Regions from separate parts of the Homo sapiens genome. Here region 1 is linked to region 2. A link is a loop called in an ENCODE intact Hi-C map of the cell type or tissue named here. Cell type or tissue: MCF 10A. All regions are shown on one strand. Links, peaks and the distances in the headings refer to the core of each region. The heading gives the core; the rest is flanking DNA. Region 1 overlaps CFAP46 (cilia and flagella associated protein 46). Region 2 overlaps ADAM8 (ADAM metallopeptidase domain 8).

Region 1 (7,854 bases), core at 796-3,295, 350 kb before region 2:
CCTGATGATAACACTCTTCCAGTGGCGTTTGCATTTCAGACACTTTATTTTTCATTTCTAGGAATTCCATTCAGTGATTTTATTATCGGTTCCATTCTTTATTGAAATTCCTGTCTGTACACTAGTTATTTCCATTGAAAATCTGATTATATTGACAGTAGCTGTTTTCAACTCCTCATCTGCTCATGTCAACATACACCACAGCTGGGTCTGTTGGCTGTTTTTTCTATTCTACTCTTTTCTTCCTGGTTATGAGCCACATTTTCTTGCTTTTGCACACATCTAGTAATTTCTTACTTTATGCTGGACGTCGTGAGGGCTCTGCTGCTGAAAGTGTGGATTGTGTCCACTTCCTTTAAAGAGTGTTGGGTTTTGTTCTGACAGGCAGTTAATTACTGGTGGCTCAGCTTCATCCTACTGAGATGTGGTTTAGGCTTTGTTGGGGTGAGTCTGCACTCACCCCATTGCTAAGGTGTGTCTTTCTGAATGCCTGGAGTTCAGTGAGTTACGCCCCAATGTGAGCTGGCCACAGCTCCAACTTCTCTCACCCCATTGCTAAGGTGTGTCTTTCTGAATGCCTGGAGTTCAGTGAGTTACGCCCCAGTGTGAGTTGGCCACAGCTCCAACTTCTCTCACCCCATTGCTAAGGTGTGTCTTTCTGAATGCCTGGAGTTCAGTGAGTTACGCCCCAATGTGAGCTGGCCACAGCTCCAACTTCTCTCACCCCATTGCTAAGGTGTGTCTTTCTGAATGCCTGGAGTTCAGTGAGTTACGCCCCAATGTGAGCTGGCCACAGCTCCAACTTCTCTAGCGCAGGATGGCCTCTGGCATCTTGTCAGCGTACAGACCCCTCCATCCCTGTTTTCTGCCAGGCCTGGAATCTAGTCCTGTGCACACACAGTTTACCACCAGACAGGCACAGACTCATGGGTGGCTCCACAGAACGAGGGCCCCACCCCACCTGCCGCGTCACATCCTGGACACCTCAGCTGCTACAGCCTCAAGCCCTGACCCATTTCTCCCCGCGACTCTTCCATCCATCTGGGCCCAAGCCCTGACCCGTTTCTCCCCGCGACTCTTCCATCTGGGCCCGCTCTCCAGGCTGCAGCATGTGAAGCTCCCTTAGGCAGAATGCGGAGCCCACTTCCGATATTTCCTTCTAGCAAGAATGGCTGCCTGGTACTGCCTGCTGTCCAACAGCTAAAAACAACTGTCTCACGTATATTTTCAAGTTTTACAGTTTTTCTTTTTCACAGCACAAGAGTACGATACCCATTATGCTTTCAAGGCCGGAACTAGGTGACTTTTAAATTTATATTATTAACAACATTAAATATAAATATATTACACATAATAAATATATGATATGTGAATATATATAAAATCACTGTTGGTGATTACGTTAAATAAAAATGTTGAGCTGAGTTGGAAGGTCCAAATGACACTCTTAAGACTATTGTTCTTTACCCATTTTGTGTGTATTTTAATAATCTACATGAAATGTATAATATATATTCCTTGACACTAATAGCATAAATGCGAAACTGATTTGGCAACCACACAGTCACAATTGAGAATATGAACTCATTCGTAACTGCTGTACTTTTCACCAAGAACAGAAAGCCATTTTTGCTATTAGTGTAAAATGCTATCATAAAAGCTACTCTGTGGCAAATTCCATGCTAGAGTTTCTACACATAATTTTCAAAACGGAAAGAAATTAGAATGAAGAACTGAAATATGTGTAAACTTTTTAAAGTATCTCTTACAAAGGCTGGTCGTCTGCTGGATGTGGGCATGGGTCCTGCTGGACTGGGGAAGGGCCTGTGGCTCTGACAGTGACCAGCGAGGTGACCACATCATCTCCTGCTGAGCAGCACGCCTGCGGGTTCTCTCCAGTCTCCTGGCACCCAGGCTGCCTGCACACAGGAGCACCCACCTGCGGTTGGTGGAAAGGCGCCAACACTGCGCCCAGGGCAGAGGGGCTCCCGCTGGGACGCAATGACACCAAGGGCCACTAGAGGACAGCAATGGTCCACAAAGGACTTTCCAAAGTCTTAACGTGGAAATCCAATTTTTCCAGTCTCATATGACTTCTCCTTTTCCCTGTCACCATATGTTTAAATTTACAGCTTTAGCTAATTTAACAGAAAAAATGATTTTTAAGTCAATTTACACAGCAGTGGCACGGCCAGGGCGCCCAGCCCCCACATCCTCCTGTTGTGTGCCGCTCTGCCCTCCACACTTGGGGAAGTAATTGTAACTCAGTTATGAGGAGGCTTTATGCAGCAGCACTCTGCACCCTCACCTCTATGACGCTGTCTTTGTAGTTTATTTCTCTTAGAAATAATGTTTGTTCTGTTTTGTTTGGAGACAGAGTCTCGCTGTGTCACCCAGGCTGGAGCGCAGTGGTACAATCACGGCTTGCTGCAGCCTCGACCTACAGGCTCCTTACGAGGGTGAATGCAGTTCAGCTCACTCAGACCCCCTGCAGCCCCTTCCAACTGACTTGTGTGGCCAGTGACCGCATGACACTTAATCCCCACCTATCACCTTGGCACCTACGACGTCACGCCAGCCTCTCATCTTCTGGTCCCCACTGTGACCCTGGTGACTCACCTTCCCGGTGAGGACCACAACACCCACGCTTCCCTTAGCTCGTCCTTCCTGCTCTACCAGCATATGTTATCTGCGCTTTTCCTTCACTTTTGTATTGTCAAAATCAATCCTTTCCTTTTGTCAAAATGCTTCTTTCTTTGTCAACAAGTTAATCCTAAAAGTGGAATATCAGTGAACACCATGTTTCTCATTGGAGAGTCCGGCTGTAAATGACTTGGTTTCCCGGACTCTCTAACTGGTGTACGCCTCTGAACTGTCCCCATCCGTCCTATGAGGGACTCTGTCTCCCCGCCCTCCCCAGGGTCCTCCTGAGCCACCCAATGCAGTCAGACAGCTCTCTCCGCACAGCGTCCATCTGGGGACAGCTCTTGACTACCTTTCTAGGTTGAATCTGTTATTTCTAGCATCCCACATATCTTTCCTTTTTTTTTTTTTTTTTGGTTTACTTCCTTGTTTTTCTGGATCATATCCTCAAGAAACTTTCTAAAAATGGTGTATGGGAAGTACACTCTCTGGGTCCTTTTGTCTAAAATGGCTTATTTTGACCTGATATGTGACTGATGGTTTGGGTGAGCTTGAATTCCAGGCTGACAATTACCTCCACGTGGAACGTTCTATTTTCTTTTTGCTTCAAGTGGTGGCTGCTGAGAAGGTTGGGGCAGTTCTATTTCCTGCTCCTCTGATCTCAGCCTGGTGTCAGACAGAGACTTCCAGAGACACCTCTGATCCTGGCCTGGTATCTCAGCATGTCCAGAGCCAGGCAGATGTATTTTCAGCCTCAGCACATCCAGGGCCTGAGGGGCCAGGGTGGGTGGCAGGCATCTCCTGCTTATGCCAGAGCTGCAGGGCTGGGGACGCACCCCCAGCCCCACCTGCAAGGAAGGCTAGGGAGGGACATCAAAGGAGGTGAGTTTTCCTTTTGGAAGCAAATTGATTTTTATTACAGGCTGCAGGGAAAATGTAACCTCTAGCCTCCAACAGAGGGATGCCAAAGAGGGGGGCCTGGCATGGAATCCTGTCCATACTGTTTTGGAAGAAAGATCATTTGCAGTGAAAAGCCCGTCGATGTTGGCAAAGAGAAAACAGCGGGACTGGGCTCCAGACCAACTCTGCTCCGGCCCTTTGCTGCCACGCTCTCCCTCTAGCCCCCCTTGTGAACGTGGGGCACCACGCATGGCAGTGCCAGGCCAGCAGGGCAGGGTCCCAGGTGCACAGCTCCTGGCAGGGCTCGCAGCCTCCTGAGCACTCGCAGTCTCACCCCTGCCAAGGCAGTGCTTATAGCCCATCGCCTGGGTTCAGTCCCAGCTCTGCCACTCACCCCAGCTGGGTGGCCTCAGAAGCAACTTGGCCTCTGCCTGCCCATTTCCTGCTCTAGAGCCTGGGAACAGTAGTGCCTGCCAACCGAGAAGAGTGAACGGGGTCCTGGCGCGTGATGCCCCGTCCTGGGCACTGAGAAGAGTGAACGGGGTCCTGGCGCGTGATGCCCCATCCTGGGCACTGAGAAGAGTGAACGGGGTCCTGGAGCGTGATGCCCCGTCCTGGGCACTGAGAAGAGTGAACGGGGTCCTGGCGCGTGATGCCCCGTCCTGGGCACTGAGAAGAGTGAACGGGGTCCTGGCGCGTGATGCCCCGTCCTGGGCACTGAGAAGAGTGAACGGGGTCCTGGCGCGTGATGCCCCGTCCTGGGCACTGAGAAGAGTGAACGGGGTCCTGGCGCGTGATGCCCCGTCCTGGGCACCGAGAAGAGTGAACGGGGTCCTGGCGCGTGATGCCCCATCCTGGGCAATGAGAAGAGTGAACGGGGTCTTGGCGTGTGATGCCCCATCCTGGGCACTGAGAAGAGTGAATGGGGTCCTGGCGCGTGATGCCCCGTGCTGGGCACTGAGTGAATGGGGGGCCTGGTACATGGTATCCAGTCCTGAGCACTGGCCTGCTTGTGCCTCTGAGCACCCAGGAGACCCCGGACACGTGGAAGTTGCCGACGTGAAAGGCATCTTGGCACGTTCCTATGTTGGCCTCGCATCCCCACGGGTGTGGCCGACACAGGCCCTGGAGCCGTCCTGGTGTGCAGGGCTGTGGGAAGATGGGGCGTGGGCCTGGGGCGCTCCTTGCCTCCGGCAGGTGCTGCCCACGCTGGCCATTTGGCCACAGAAAACATCGTTACAGCCTTTGGGTCAGCGGTTTCATCTTCCAGGATTATTAGACCCAGGAAATTAGCCAAAAAGAACCTCAAGGAAAACAACCTTTACTGCAGAAACATTTACAATAGCAACAGATGGAAAACAGCCTCATATTCAAAAATTGGGGAAAGATTAGGGATGATAACAATTGCTCAACTGGATGGAACACGGTAAGCCACTAAAAGTGAGATCCGTGAAAATTAAAGAATGAGAATGTTCTGTGTCCAGCTATGCTGACGACGGGGACCTGGCGGCACGGCTGACTCTGGAGAGTGAGCGAGGGACCCAAGTCAGAGGCCATTTTCTTTCATTGAAATTACCCTTATTTATTTTCAAATTTAATTAGCGTGCATATCTGTCTATTCAAAATTACTTCAAAGCTGTATGTCGTTAGAAATGGCAGCTGTCTACCTGCTGAATGTCCCTATCCCCTCAAAATTCCCTTCGACCTGCCATGGGCGGAGTGTCCGTGTCCCCTCAAAATTCCCATGCTGGGCGATCCTCACCCCCACAGTGATGGTGTTGGGGTGGCCTTTGATGGCCTTTGAGGGGGGTTGGATCATGGGGATGGAGCCCTCACAAACAGGGTTAGTCCCTTATGAAAGGGACCCCAGAGAGCCCTGCCCCTTCCCGCATGTGAGGACACAGCGGGAGGCGCCGTCTGTGAGACAGGAAGGGGCCCTCGCAGACGCCGAATCTGCCACACCTCGATGGCACTTCCAGCCTCCGGAACTGTGAGCAGGAACCATCTGGGGTGGGAGCCCCCCGGTCTGTGGCCCTTTGTCCCAGCCTCTGAAGGCTGAGGCCCCCCCTTTCTGTGCCTACAATGCACACGCGGCCAGCAGGCCACACACCCCTCCTGCTGAGGCCCACGTGACTTCAGAATCCTTCCTGACCAGCTTTCCACGGGGCCACTGCTGACTTGTCCATGAGGGCACGGGGCCGGCAGGACGGAGGCTGCCTGTGCACATGGCTGAGGCCTGTGGGAAGCTTTCTGGACTGGGCCTGGAGACCTGGTGGAGTGCTCACCTGCTCCCTGATCTGTGATCGCCGCCCAGGCCCGCGCTCCCTGCCCGTTTTGGGGACCTGGTGGGGCGCTCACACGCGCCCTGATCTGTGATCGCGGCCCAGGCCCGCGCTCCCTGCCCGTTTTGGGGAACTGGTGGGGCGCTCACCTGCTCCCTGATCTGTGATTGAGGCCCAGGCCTGCGCTCCCTGCCCGTTTTGAGGGAATTTGTCCAGTCATGAGGGTTACTTACGGCCCAAATTTCTTCAGGTACTTGATGCCCATCTCCAGAGCCCTGTGAGCACAGGCCATGGTGGTCTCATGGTCACGCGCTGCATGGGCGAAGTGGGTCAGCCGCGTCAGGGTCTGCAGCTCCACCAGGGGGTCCGACCAGTTGCACTCGGAAGCCATTTTCACCAACTTCCGGTGGGTGGCAAGAGAAGGGGCACCGTGTTAGCAACAACGAACTTCCCACGGCCTGCAGCCCCCACGGACCACGCAGCGCATGTGATCCTAAGCAGAGGCGTGGCCTGTGAAGGGCCACCGTGCCACAAAAGCTGAGCTGCCACGTCCGTGCCTGTGAGGACCCCTGATGTCCTTGTAGCTCCCACACCCCACAGGGTGTCCTGGACACGGGACTGGCGTGTGCAGCCCTTGGCTGCCCCTGAGCGGCTCAGGGTTGGGTGGGAATGGAGGGTCCGCTCAAACAGCGTTTGCCTCGCACCAGGAGACAGGGATGCTCTGAGCATGGAGCTGAAGGAAGTGCGTCGAGGGGGCGCAGCTCCGTTGGGAGGTGGGGGAGAGCGGGGCAGAGTGGGGGTGAGCATGCACGATGGGGCTCGAGTTCCAGCCACCTAGGGCAAGAGCCTCGGCGTCCTCGCCTCTTGGCCCCTGGCCTCCCGGGACCCCTGGGGACACCTACCTGGGCCAGGGAGGGGACAGTGAAGTCCATGAGGCCCAGCCCGTTGCATGAGTACATTTCCAAGGCAACGAGGACTCTGGTCACCGAGCTGACATCCTCATTGGTGCCCTGGTGGGGAGGATGCCCTGAGTGTATCAGCCCAAGCGTGCGGGGGGAGTCTGGAATATGCGTGAATTTAACACTGCAAGGTATTAGTTTTATGGCAATAATCAGACCACAAAATTGGGAGCGTTTATACCTTAGGCTGTTTTTGTAACTGTTGACCTGCAGGTCATCTTCTCATACAACGAGGAGCCCCAAGTCCGTGCGGCCCCCATGTGTGAGGCAGCCTTGTCTGAAGGCTGGGTGACCCCCGAGGAGGGAAGGACCAGTGGGCCTGACATGGTGGCTGCTGGGGCAGGCAGGTCAACACCTGGACCCTCCCCGCCTCCCTGGGCCCCACTAGGGCCTGGCTCCTGGCCAGGCTCCAAGGCCCCTCCTCCATCTGGCTTTCCAGGAGCTCATGGGGCCGGCCCTGGGCCCACTCCTCCTTGGGAGAGCGCAGCACCCCCACAGGCCCAGCAGCTCACAGACCCCGTGGACGGGTGGGCAGAGGAGGCCCCGTGCCACACTCAAGGGCAGCCAGCGGCGGTGAGCTCAGTGGGAAAAGGGAGTGCCCAGGCCATCCGTGATGGCTCCATCTGGAGCTAAGTGGTCCCGGGGGCCCCACCACCCCCGGCTGTCTCAGATCTCTATGTCCACAGGGCCTCAGTCAGAGCCCAGATGTGGGCAGGGGCGCCCACCTGCTCCTCGGTGCCCAGCCGTGGCCCAATCTGCTGCTGCAGCAGCTGCTTGGCCTTGACCCAGGTGGCGATAAGCTGCTGCCGGGTGCCGGTGGGCACCGTCTCCTCGGGCGCACTCCCATTGGTCAGGTTCAGGGCAAACTCGCAGACCTAGGACAGACGTGTTCTCGGTCACGAAACCTGAATTCTAAACAGGGGACCTTGAGCCAAGATCCGAACCATTAAAAGATGGATGGAGCCCGCTCCTGATCCAGCCCGTGAAGGGCCTTAAACACGAGACCTCAGGCCCACCAGCGGCTGCACCACAAACCCAGCAGATGAAGCCCCACCCCCAGACGCCGAGGA
Region 2 (11,020 bases), core at 4,680-7,179:
ACCGGCCACCCTCCCTCCCTCCACCAGAAACAGAAAGGATCTCTGTGGGTCTGGCAGACGTGCTTGGCACGGAGCTGGCGGTGATAACGGGTGGCCTTCAGGCGGCTCCACTCCCTCCATTCCATTCCTTGTGGGGCCCGGTGGAGGCGGGTGGCGGGGGTGTCCCTGCAGCTGTCTCTGGCCAAAGGCAGCCCACTGTTAACCCTTGGTGGACTCTCCCTGCTGAAGTTCCCAAAGAGGGTGGCCTGCTCCTCCTGCATCGCATGTGGAGACCTCAGTCTACACTGGCCACACCCTGAGGCTGGGCCCAACCCTGCCCAGCAGCCCGTCCTGCCCCACACCTCATCTTGCCCTATCCCACCCTGCACCCCACCGTGCCCCGCTCTGCACCCCGGCCCGCCCTGCACCCCATCCCTCCCTGCACCCCAGCCCGCCCTGCACCCCGCCCCACCCTGCACCCCAGCCCACCCTGCACCCCGGCCCGCCCTGCACCCTATCCCTCCCTGCACCCCAGCTCTCCCTGCACCCCGTCCTGCCCTGCACCCCGTCCTGCCCTGTACCCCATCCCTCTCTGCACCCTGTCCTGCCCTGCACCCTGTCCCACTCTGCTCCTGACCCTGCCCTGCAGCCCCCACCCCATAGGTCCAGTGTCCCGGGAGTCAGCACTTCCCTCAGGTTATGTGCTGGTCCCACCGACCCCTGAGTTGCAGGCCGGGCGATGTCAATGGCTACCCCAGAGAAGCAGCCGAGGCCTAGAGCAAAGCTGACCGCTCCTGGACTCAGTTTCCCCACCTGTCAAAGGAGGTGCTGGAAATAGAGTTCCCTCGGAGATGGACAGAGTCTTACAAATGAAACCTGTGTCCACCGTGTGACCTGGCAATTCCACTCCTAAGCATTTACAAAGAGGAATGAAATCATCCGTCCCCAGAAAGACTTCAATAAGAACATTCTGGGACGGGTGCGGTGGGTGGCTCACGCCTGTAATCCCAACACTTTGGGAGCCTGAGGCAGGAGGATTGATTGAGCCCAGGAGTTTGAGACCAGCCTGGGAAACATGGTGAGACCTTGTCTCTACAAAAAATTAAAAAATAAACTAGTTGTGTGTGGTGGATGCACCTGTGGTCCCAACTATGCGAGACTCTGAGGCGGGAGGATCATCTGACCCAGGAGTTCGAGGCTGCAGTGAGCTGTGATGGTCCAAGGCACTCCAGCCTGGGTGACAGAGCGAGGCCCTGTCTCAAAAAAAAAAAAAGAAGGCTGGGCATGGTGGCTCACGCCTGTAATCCCAGCACTTTGGGAGTCTGAGGCAGGCAGATCACCTGAGGTCGGGAGTTCGAGACCAGCCTGACAGCCTGACCAACATGGAGAAACCCCGTCTCTACTAAAAATACAAAATTAGCCAGGCGTGGTAGTGGGCACCTGTAATCCCAGCTACTCGGGAGGCTGGGGCAGGAGAATCGCTTGAAACCGGGAGACAGAGGTTGCGGTGAGCCGGGATTGCGCCATTGCACTCCAGTCTGGGTAACAAGAGTGAAACTCCATATAAAAAAAAAAAGAAGAAGAAGAGAAGGAGAAGGAGAAGGAGAAGGTCTTCAAACAGGAACCACTCCAAGTCCCCAAGTCTCCTTCATCCACACAGAAATGGATAAAAAATCATGATGACTGTACAAGAAAGAAGCAGACACACAGGGTCTCGGGCCTCCCCAGAGCAGGCCAAACCACGTGGGGTGACAGGGCCCCCCCGGTAGAATGTTCCGTGGCCTGAGGATGAGGTAGTTACGCACTGGACGCATTTGCCAGAGCCCTGGGCTTGTGCACTTGAGACTGTTTATTCCGCAAAAAATAAATAAAATAGAAATAAAACTTGGGGCTGTGCGGCGGAGCCGTGGGGGTGCCCGCTCTGCGGTGGTCGGCTGACCCTGGGATGCCCTGGTCAGAATAACACGGGGCCCAGGGTCAGATGTGCGTCTCGGAAGAACACGGACCATTTCTTAGGATAAATATGTCCCATGAAATATTTAGGATGCATTCACACTGTAAGTTTTCATTGTTTCACTGAAATTTGAATTAATTGTGTGTCCTGAATTTTTACTTGCTACGTCTGGTGGCCCCACACCGAGTTTATGGAGAGGGCATGAGCTTGGAGCAGTGACCAGGACCCAGGTCGGTTCGTCTGTCTTCAGGGGGCTCCCGGGATCCAGGTCAGACTGAGGACCTGAGGCGTGCTGGGGCTGCCCCAGATCATGTGTGGAGGGCAGTGCAGCTGAGTGACCGGGCCCTGAGGCTCCTGAGGCTCTGGGACCCCATGGGATGTCCCCTTGGGAGCCAGGCCCTGGAATCTGTGCTCCAGGCCGGCTGTAGGGGAGATGGAGGGCTGGGCCTGTGCCCAGAGGCTGATCACCGCCTGGCTCCTGGCAGGGTCTGGGATGGTCTCAAGGGGCTGGTGGGCCAGGGGCTCAGCTGAGCCACCATAGGCAGCCCCCAGCCCCGGAGGGAGAGGGAAGCAAAGAGTTAATCCCCGGCCCTGGGAGAGCCCTGCCCTAAGCTCAGGGCTGGCGTTTCAAGGCTGCGTGTCTGTGACTCCCTCAGAGGAGATAATCACGGCTTCTTGATATTTTCTTTCTCTTCTCCTGTGCACACCCACATATCAGGAGCACTCGCTGGGCCATGAGAACTTTCCTCTGCCCTCCAAGGCCACGGCGGGCGGAAGGGGCCAAAGCCATTTTGTCCAGGAGCCTTTGTCCCCTGGGATTGCCTGGCCAGGAGCTGGGGCCACCGGGCTGGACCCCGTGTCTCATGTGCACACGTGCCACCCAACACACACACCACACATGTACACACTACACATATATATACACACCCCACACACCACACACCTACACACCACACACATACACACCACAAATACACACCCCACACACCACACATGTGCACACCACATATATATACACATCCCACCTGTACACACCACACATGTACACACCACATATATACATACCCCACACACCACACCACATGTAGACACACACCACACACATATACACGTCACATGATGTGTTTAGTACTACACACACACACCCCACACTCATACAAAGCACACTACATGCACACACACACACTTGCAGAGCCTACCCCTTTCTCCACCACCTGGGTCTGGACCCCACACTCGGCCCAGGTCCCAGTCCCAGGTCTCAAGCCCTTGTGTGGTCACTGCCGTCCGCTGCCAGGGGCTGGGGGTCTTTCTCACTGAGGACAGGGCTGAGCTCCCCCAGGCTGAGGAGGGCTCTGCCACCTCCAACCCCCGCTGAGCGGCTGCAGTCCCTGCTCAGTCTCCTTGGGTCCTTGGTGCCCCGAGCCGATGCCGGGGCTGACCCTCAGCAGCCCCAGTTAGGCTGGCCTCAGTTGGGTCTCTGCGTGTTCCTCTGGGAGCCACAAAAAGGCAGGTGAACTCGGCTCCACACTCCGCACCCAGGTCCAGCTGCCGGCACCGCTTGGTGGCCACCCAGGGCGAGGGTGGGATTACCCAGGATGCACAGCCCCTCTGCCCCGCGGTCCCGCCGCCCACCCTCCTTGACACCCCGCCACCCCTGCTTGGGCAGCCACGGGGAGCTGTTGGAGGGTGGAGTTCAGCACAGAAGGAGACAAAGACCTCCAGGGACAGATGGGGTGGGGGCCACCCTGCCAGGGCACTCTGGCCTCTGGACACCCCCATCAACCCTCCCCGGTCACATGGCTCTGTTTTTCCTGGCGAGGGCGTCGCGTGGATGGTGGGTGAGGCCCACATGCTGGGGGTCAGCGGTGCACACGATTCAGCCACGTCCACAGCTTTTCTTTATTTCAGGGTCTCACTCTGTGGCCCAGGCTGGAGTACAGGGGTGCAATCTCGACTCACTGCAGCCTCCACCTCCCAGGCCCAAGCGATCCTCCCACCTCAGCCTCCCAAGTAGAGGGGACTACGGGCACCATGCCGGGCCAAGTTTTGTATTTTTTGTAGAGACGGGATTTGGCTGTGTTGCCCAGGCTGGTCGTGAACTCCTGAGCTCAGGTGATCCGCCCACCTCGGCCTCTCAAAGTGCTGGGTTTACAGGCATGAGCCACCGCACCTGGCCTTCAGTGGCTCTCTGAGGAAGTTATATATATTTGTTAAACATACGTGTCCTTCTCAGAATCTGTGAGAAGCGCAGATACAATTGTCAACAGATTCCAGAAACACGGGGAGCAGCAGAGCTTTGCCGCCGCCTCTCTCCAGCAAGCTTTGAACAGCCATTGTTTTCATTTATTCCTGCTTGTAAAACGACACATTGTTATGATGGAGAATTGTGAGTACTGCAGAAAAGAAATAAGTTTTGCCACCAAAGGCGATCACTGTGGATCATGCCGGTTCCTGCACACCTGTGGGGTGCTCTGAGCGTGGACTCCCCACGCGAGCCGTCCAGACGTGCTCAGGGTGGCCTCCCCTGCTTACTCCTTTGTGCTTTCATTGCTAATAATTTTAGTCAGTCGTGTCTGCTCTACTAATTTACTATTTGAAGTTATTTACAGCTTGATCTAAAGAAGCTGGCCAGGCGCAGTGGCTCACACCTGTAATCCCAGCACTGTGGGAAGCAGAGGCAGGAGGATCACTTGAGCCCAGGAGTTCAAGACCAGCCTGGGCAACACAGTGAGACCCCCATTGCTACAAAAAATGAAAAGAATTACGCAAGGCGCAGTGGCTGACGCCTGTAATCCCAACAGTTTGGGAGGTAGAGGCGGGCGGATCACCTGAGGTCAGGAGTTTGAGAGCAGCCTGGCCAATATGGTGAAACCCCGTCTCTACTAAAATACAAAAATTAGCCGGGCGTGGTGGCGGGCGCCTGTAATCTCAGCTACTTGGGAGGCTGAGGCAGGAGAATCGTTTCAACCCAGGAGGTGGAGGTTGCAGTGAGCTGAGATTGTGCCACTACACTCTAGTCTGGGCAACAGAGTGAGACCCCTGTCTCAAAAAAAAAAAAAAAAAAAAAGGAAAAGAAAAGAATTAGCTGGGCGTGGTGGCACGTGCCGGAGGCTGAGGTGGGAGAACGGCTCCAGCTGCAGTGAGCTGTTCTCCGGCCTGGGCAGCAGAGCCAGATCTGTCTCAAAAATAAAAAACAAAAAACAGAAGCTTTAAGAGATTTTTAAATTCATTTTTACTTTTTTTCTCCTTCATCTACCCAAGATTGTACTCCGTGAGGGGGTTTTTGAAGTAAATTTCATGACAGCACATTATTCAGCAGTGAGTTTCGGACCATATGTTCCCATTTTTACAACTTTTGTGCACCCTAGGGTGTTTTCCCCTAGGAAATTGTTGTTATATTTCACACATGCAAAAATAAACGCCAGGTGATGTGAGGGGCACCCACACCCACCTTCCCGCTGAGAAATGCAGGCCGCCCCCAAGGGGAGCCCTCATCCTGCAGGTTTCCTCCCGAGTCCTGGAATTCTAAAATGCGCTCCTTGCACCTGGGACTCTTCCTGCCAGCTCCACTGGGGAAAGCTCCTCTCCACCTCCCCTGCTCCCTCCGGGCCTCTCACGGCTCCCCCCGCCCCTCCTCTGCCCCAGGGCCTGTGCTCCTACATCCCGGCAAGCCGCAGCCCCGACACTTCCTCCTAATTTCCTGACACTCCCCACTCCCTGGCGGGACGTTTTACTCCTTGCTCTCCTTCCCACTGGAGGGCGCGCGCTTTCTAGCTGGCCGCGTGGGCAGGCAGAGGACCAGGTGCAGGCGGGCGCCAGAGGACAGAAGGTGGAAGTCAAGCGGTGTCTTGGCCGTCCAAGGTCCCAGCACAGGCACTCAGAACCCCTGAGCCCAGGGAGCTCCCAAGGGTCTCACTCTCCTCTGCGGTCTTTGCTGGCCGAGGGCAAGGCCGGGTGAGGACGGAGAGAAGCAGCTCCTCCCCACCACACACCCAGAGCTGGGAGGGGCCAGGATTCAGCACCCTCTAGGGGTGGGCACGGCAGACGCGGTGGGGACCTGGCGCTGAGGTCCTGGCTCCCACTCCAGCGTGGCCTGGTGGCTTCTCCCCGGTTGGGGTACCCTGCACAGGGGTTGTGGTGCCTCCCAAGGGCCAGCCCCGCCCTGACAACCTCTCCTCCAGCCAGGATGGGGTCCATACTCCATCGAGAGGGTTCCTGGCTTCAACACCCTCCACCAGCCTCATGCCACCAGGGCCCTGGTCATCCTGGGGACCCTGCAGAGGGCCTCCTGGGCCTGTCTTCCGGCGGGTGAGCCGGCCCTGCCTGTGGGTGTCTGGGGTGTGGCCTCCAGGCACCAAGCACCCGCTGGCTCCTGATACCTGCCTTTCTGGCTGTGGTGTGTCTCTGGCCTGGCGCCTGTTTCTGAGTCCCTGGAGAGAGCAGGTTCCTCGCAGGTGGCAGGCAGCCCTGTTTGTGTGTGCATGAGCCTGTGGGGGCACCTGGAGCTGAGCGGTGGCCTGTGCTGTCACCACCCGGGGTGGCAGGGCAGGGTCTGGCACTGCCACAGCTCCTGACAGAAGCTGCCTAGGCCTGGGTTGGCTCGGGCTTCTCGGCCAGGCCCTTCCCCAGCACTTCCTGCCCAGCCCCAGCTGCAGGACCTGCTGAAATCTGTGCTGTGGGAGCCCTGTCTCTGAGGGGTCACTGCAGTGACTCCAGAAAACCTGAGTCTCCTGATTCCAGGAGCACCGCTTGCAGCCTGCCACGTGCATGACCCAGCATGACCCGGACTCCTGAGCCAGGACCGAGTCCCCCTGACAGCGGGGAAGCGGCGGACCCTGGGGGCTGGCACCCGCCGTGGCCCTCCCCAGCCCACTGTGGCACTGAGGGGCTGCTCCCCTGGGAATGGCCCCTTCCTAGAGGCAGCCCTGGCCTGGCTTCGAGAGGGGCTCTGGGAACAGGCGGCCCCGGGTAGCTGACCACACCTGACCAGGCCAGTCTTTGGGAAGCCGCCCTCTCAGCCTATGCACTGCAGGGACACTGGGTGGAGAGGGCTGTGCCTCAGTGCCCCTGCAGGGCGGTGCAGCAGCTGGCCGTGCAGGGGGAGGGGGCCTTGCCTTCTGGCTCAGGGAGGAAGCGGCTGCTTTCAGCTGCCTTCGCCTTGCCTCCTGAGGCGGCTTTGGAACCCTCCTGAGGTTTGTGGCCCTGAAGTTCCTTCCTGAGACCCCGCAGGGGACTAAGCCCTCGGCCCAGGGGCACCGGGGAGGGCAGAACCTCAAGACAGGGGCCCGGGACACAGGACAGAGTGTGTGGGGCAGGTGTGCAGGCTGTGCCCAAGGGGCCTCGGGGTTGAAGGGGCTCTTGGAGATGATGTCGACATCGCGGTTCCTGAGCGGGTGCCCAGATCTGGATGAGCTGTTTTCTGGAGAAAGCAGGAAAGTGACGTCATTTTGTGGCTTCAGATTGACCGCAGCCTGGCAGAGAGGGAGTGGTGGCAGGAAGTGAAGCTGCTGGCTTCCCAGTCACGGCCTCCATGATCCACGTGTGGCAGCAAGAATCACAGCTGCATCATGACACCCAGAGGGAAAGCAGCTCAAGCTGCAGTTTAAGGCGACTCCACGGAGGGCCCTGGCTTAGTTGTTGCACAGCATGGGGTCAGATGGATGCCCTGGAAGAGTCAGCAGAGACCCCCTGGCCTTTGGAGTTTGTCTCTGAGCGAGAGACACTGTTGGGATGACCGGCGAGTGGCGTTGGGTCCACATGGGGGCCCTGGTCCGGCTGAGTCTACTGAGCACAGGCCTGCCCCTTGCCACCCAGCTCTGCCCATATGTGGCCGTCATTCCTGGGCTTCACCTGGGAAACGTCCTTTGAGGCAGCTCAGCTTTTCCACAGTGGGTCACGTTGTTTGCTGCTGGAGACTGGCTGAGTCTGTGCTTCCAGTATAGGAAGGTTTAGGAGGCGGTCAGCAGGCCTCTCCTGTGGCCACTGTGCCCGAGGCAGGTGCCTGGGGTGAGAGGGATTCTTCCGGATGTGGCCGTGCACTGCCCAGCAGGCCTGGAGTGAACGTCTGTGTGGAGTCCGGGCTCCCATCCAGCATCCCTTAAGGGTCCTGATGGCTGGAGCTGGGGGAGGCAGGTATGGCAAGGGGCTTCCTGCACGCAGGAAAACTGGAGACCCCTGGTGAAAGAGCCAGGTGTGCACCTGCAGAGCCAGGCATGGGTCCACAGAGCCTGTCAAGCCTGGTTTACACCACAGAGCTGGGTATGCGCTGAGAACCAGGTGTGCACGGAGAGCCAGGTGTACACTGCAGAGCCGCGTGTGCACTGAGAGCAGGTGTGCGCTGAGAACCAGGTGTGCAGAGAGAGCCAGGTGTGCACGGAGAATCAGGTCTGCAGAGAGAGCCAGGTGTGCACTGAGAACCAGGTGTGCACGGAGAATCAGGTCTGCAGAGAGAGCCAGGTGTGCACTGAGAACCAAGTGTGCAGAGTCAGGTGTGCGCTGCAGAGCCGGGTGTGCACTGAGAACCAGGTGTGCAGAGAGAGTCAGGTGTGCGCTGCAGAGCCGGGTGTGCACTGAGAACCAGGTGTGCAGAGAGAGTCAGGTGTGCGCTGCAGAGCCGGGTGTGCACTGAGTCAGGTGTGCAGAGAGTCAGGTGTACACTGCAGAGCCGCGTGTGCACTGAGAGCAGGTGTGCATGGAGAGCCAGGTGTCTGTTGAGAACCAGGTGTGTGCAGAGAGCCAGGTGTGCACTGCATATCTAAGTGCTCATGTGGAGTCTTGGGCTGGGCAGGTGCTGCCCAGGACCCTGGCTCTCTGGCTGTCTTCTGTGCATTTGGGGATGGGAGAAGGGGCTCGGCTCTGGCTGGAGGGCAGCCAGGCAGACTTGCCAGCCAGCACCGCCAGGTGATAAGAGCTGGTGCCCACAGGTACTCAGCAAATGTCTGCATTTTGGGGAGGGCTGGAGAAAATGAAGGCCATGCCCTCTCTGCAAGGCTCCGCACAGGCCCTGTTTCCCAGTCCTTCAGCCACAGGGTGTCCCGGCAACAAGGGTGCCAGGTCGCCTGCACCCTGACTGTCTCCTGCGGAAAGGACAGCGCCTGCTCCTTGTCCTCCAGTAGCTGCTGGACTCCGGGGTCTGGGTGCTCTGGCGCCCGGCGGCTGGGTCCCCACTACAAGGTAGACACCAGCCTTGAATCCAACTGTCGAGGAAATGGGGTGGGCGGCGGAGGCTGGGGAGATCGGGAGGAAGGGAGGTATGGGCTTGAGAGACAGGAACCCACCCTCTGCAAGTGCAGTGGCCTGTCCCCTCCAGAACGCTCTCATTCTTCGTGCTGAAGGGAGCTGGGGGCGTGGCAGGCCTGCGAGACGAATGGGCGCTATCAGCTCAGGGCTCTGCCTCGGAGGAGCCACCCGGAGGCAGCACCCATGGGTGTGGGGGCTTGGCCACAGGGGACGTCAGGCCTCCTCGGTGCAGCACCAGATGCGTCTAACAGCCTCCGCCCCGTGGGCGCCCACTCAGACTTGCTGCTCAGGTGCCTAGAGCAGAAGCCACCTCCTCAGAGGCCAGCGCGCCAGCCTGGCACCACGGGGACGCTCCCAGGGGGTGCCCAGAGGGAACGTGCGCATCGGGCGGGGTACTGCGGCGCGTGTGGGCCGTGAGCCCCGCCCTGTAGTCGGACACTGGAGTCCCGGATCCTACAGATCTGAAAGGCTGAGTCGGATGCAGCAAAGGCGAAGCGGGGTTCGCAGCCCCAGACTCTTGGGCGGGGGGGTCAGCGAGCAACCGGGAGGGGCGCCGCGGGCCATTCGCCGCTTCTCCTGGGCCGAGGGCGCAGGCCCCTGCCGCGGGGGCCCCTCGGACTCCACGACTTCGCGGACGCGCGCCCACCGCCATAGCTGAGGTCCCGGGCCAGGCGGCGCGTGGGTGGCTGAGCGGGAGCGCGTCCAGCCAGGCGTGGAGGCCGCGCGGGGCCGGGGTCGAGCCCAGCATGGCGGGGGGGGTGCGGGGCAGTGGCCCGGACAAGGGCATGGGGCCGGAAGAGGCGGGGCCGTTGCCAGGAGACGAGACGGAATGGGCGGGGCGCGGGCGGGGGCCGTTGCCGGGAGACGAGACGGAATGGGCGGGGCGCGGGCGGGGCCGTTGCCGGGAGACGAGACGGAATGGGCGGGGCGCGGGCGGGGCCGTTGCCGGGAGACGGGGCGGGGGCGGGGCCGGGCCATTGCCCGGAGACGGGGCGGGGCAGGGGTAGCGCGGGCTCCTCCGTGCATCGCGGCGAAGTCTTCTTGGGCGTGGGTTCCTGGATCGGATCGTCTGCCCGCGGGAGGGGCGGGACTGCTTAGTTACGCTGGGGAGGGCCTGAGAAATCCAGGGAGAAAAGAAGGTGGCTTGACCTCATCTATTCGCAGTCTGCATTTTACCAAGCGCCGACCCTTGTATCTCGTGAACTGAAGCCCTCCATCCTTCCCCGCTGATCTAACAAGAATCTACAGAACTCGGTCAATAATTTATTAGTAAAATATACATTTCTCATTATTAAAGAATAAAAGCTTTCAGCCCTGCTGAACACACATCTGAGGTCTCAAGAAAACCAGACAAGATAGCTGACTCTCCCACATAGCCCTTTCCATAAAGGCGATTCCTAAGCTTAAACACACACAAAGCTGGGGCTGTCCCTCTTGAATCCCATGGGAAACAGGCCCCAAGATCAGGGGACCTGGAGTCGGGAGCTTGGGGTGCAGTCTGCTCACTGACACCCTCTCGAAGAGCACGCAGGGGAACCTGGTCCTGGGATGGAGTCTTTCTGGGGATGCCCCACGTCTGTGCTGCCTGGAACCGGGTGCCCAGGGCAGCCGGCTCAGCAGGCCCCAGAGCAGGGGCAGGTGTGGCTGGGAGGGGCTGTATATGTGGCCTCCTGAACACAGCGGGAGACCAGCGGCCACCTGGAGACACGTACACACACACGCACCCGCAAGCACACAGCTCATCCCAGCCTGGTGCCTGCAGACAGCTGGGGCTACACGTGGCCAAGGCGGGGAGAAGGAATTGGCTGAGGGCGTGGACAGCAGGAGCCTCTCAGGTAGATGCATTCC

What was found. Peaks named below come from ENCODE experiments on the same cell type or tissue, not always from the same donor. Only the 100,000 strongest peaks of a DNase experiment are listed, where the experiment ranks them.
Region 1: it touches region 2 in a loop (19-fold over the local background); 2 of 110 quality-filtered maps call a loop at or near these places.

The regions. Positions count from the first base shown.
Region 1 is chr10:132,902,410-132,910,263 of GRCh38, forward strand. CFAP46 (cilia and flagella associated protein 46) reads right to left here. Exons shown (of 58, transcript NM_001200049.3): 20 at 7,510-7,659; 21 at 6,728-6,835; 22 at 6,059-6,225. Among named protein-coding and RNA genes, the nearest start is that of CFAP46, 36 kb to the right of the region's middle. RefSeq lists an enhancer at 1,971-2,471. In MCF 10A, for the core only: a CTCF peak has its summit at 1,996 (motif pointing right); a DNase peak (open chromatin) is centred at 2,002.
Region 2 is chr10:133,252,001-133,263,020 of GRCh38, forward strand. ADAM8 (ADAM metallopeptidase domain 8) reads right to left here. Exons shown (of 23, transcript NM_001109.5): 23 at 10,423-11,020. Among named protein-coding and RNA genes, the nearest start is that of MIR202HG, 9.6 kb to the left of the region's middle. RefSeq lists enhancers at 6,038-6,337, 7,336-7,385, 10,324-11,020 and a silencer at 9,678-10,007. In MCF 10A, for the core only: CTCF peaks have their summits at 5,714 (motif pointing right) and 5,919 (motif pointing left); DNase peaks (open chromatin) are centred at 5,671 and 6,311.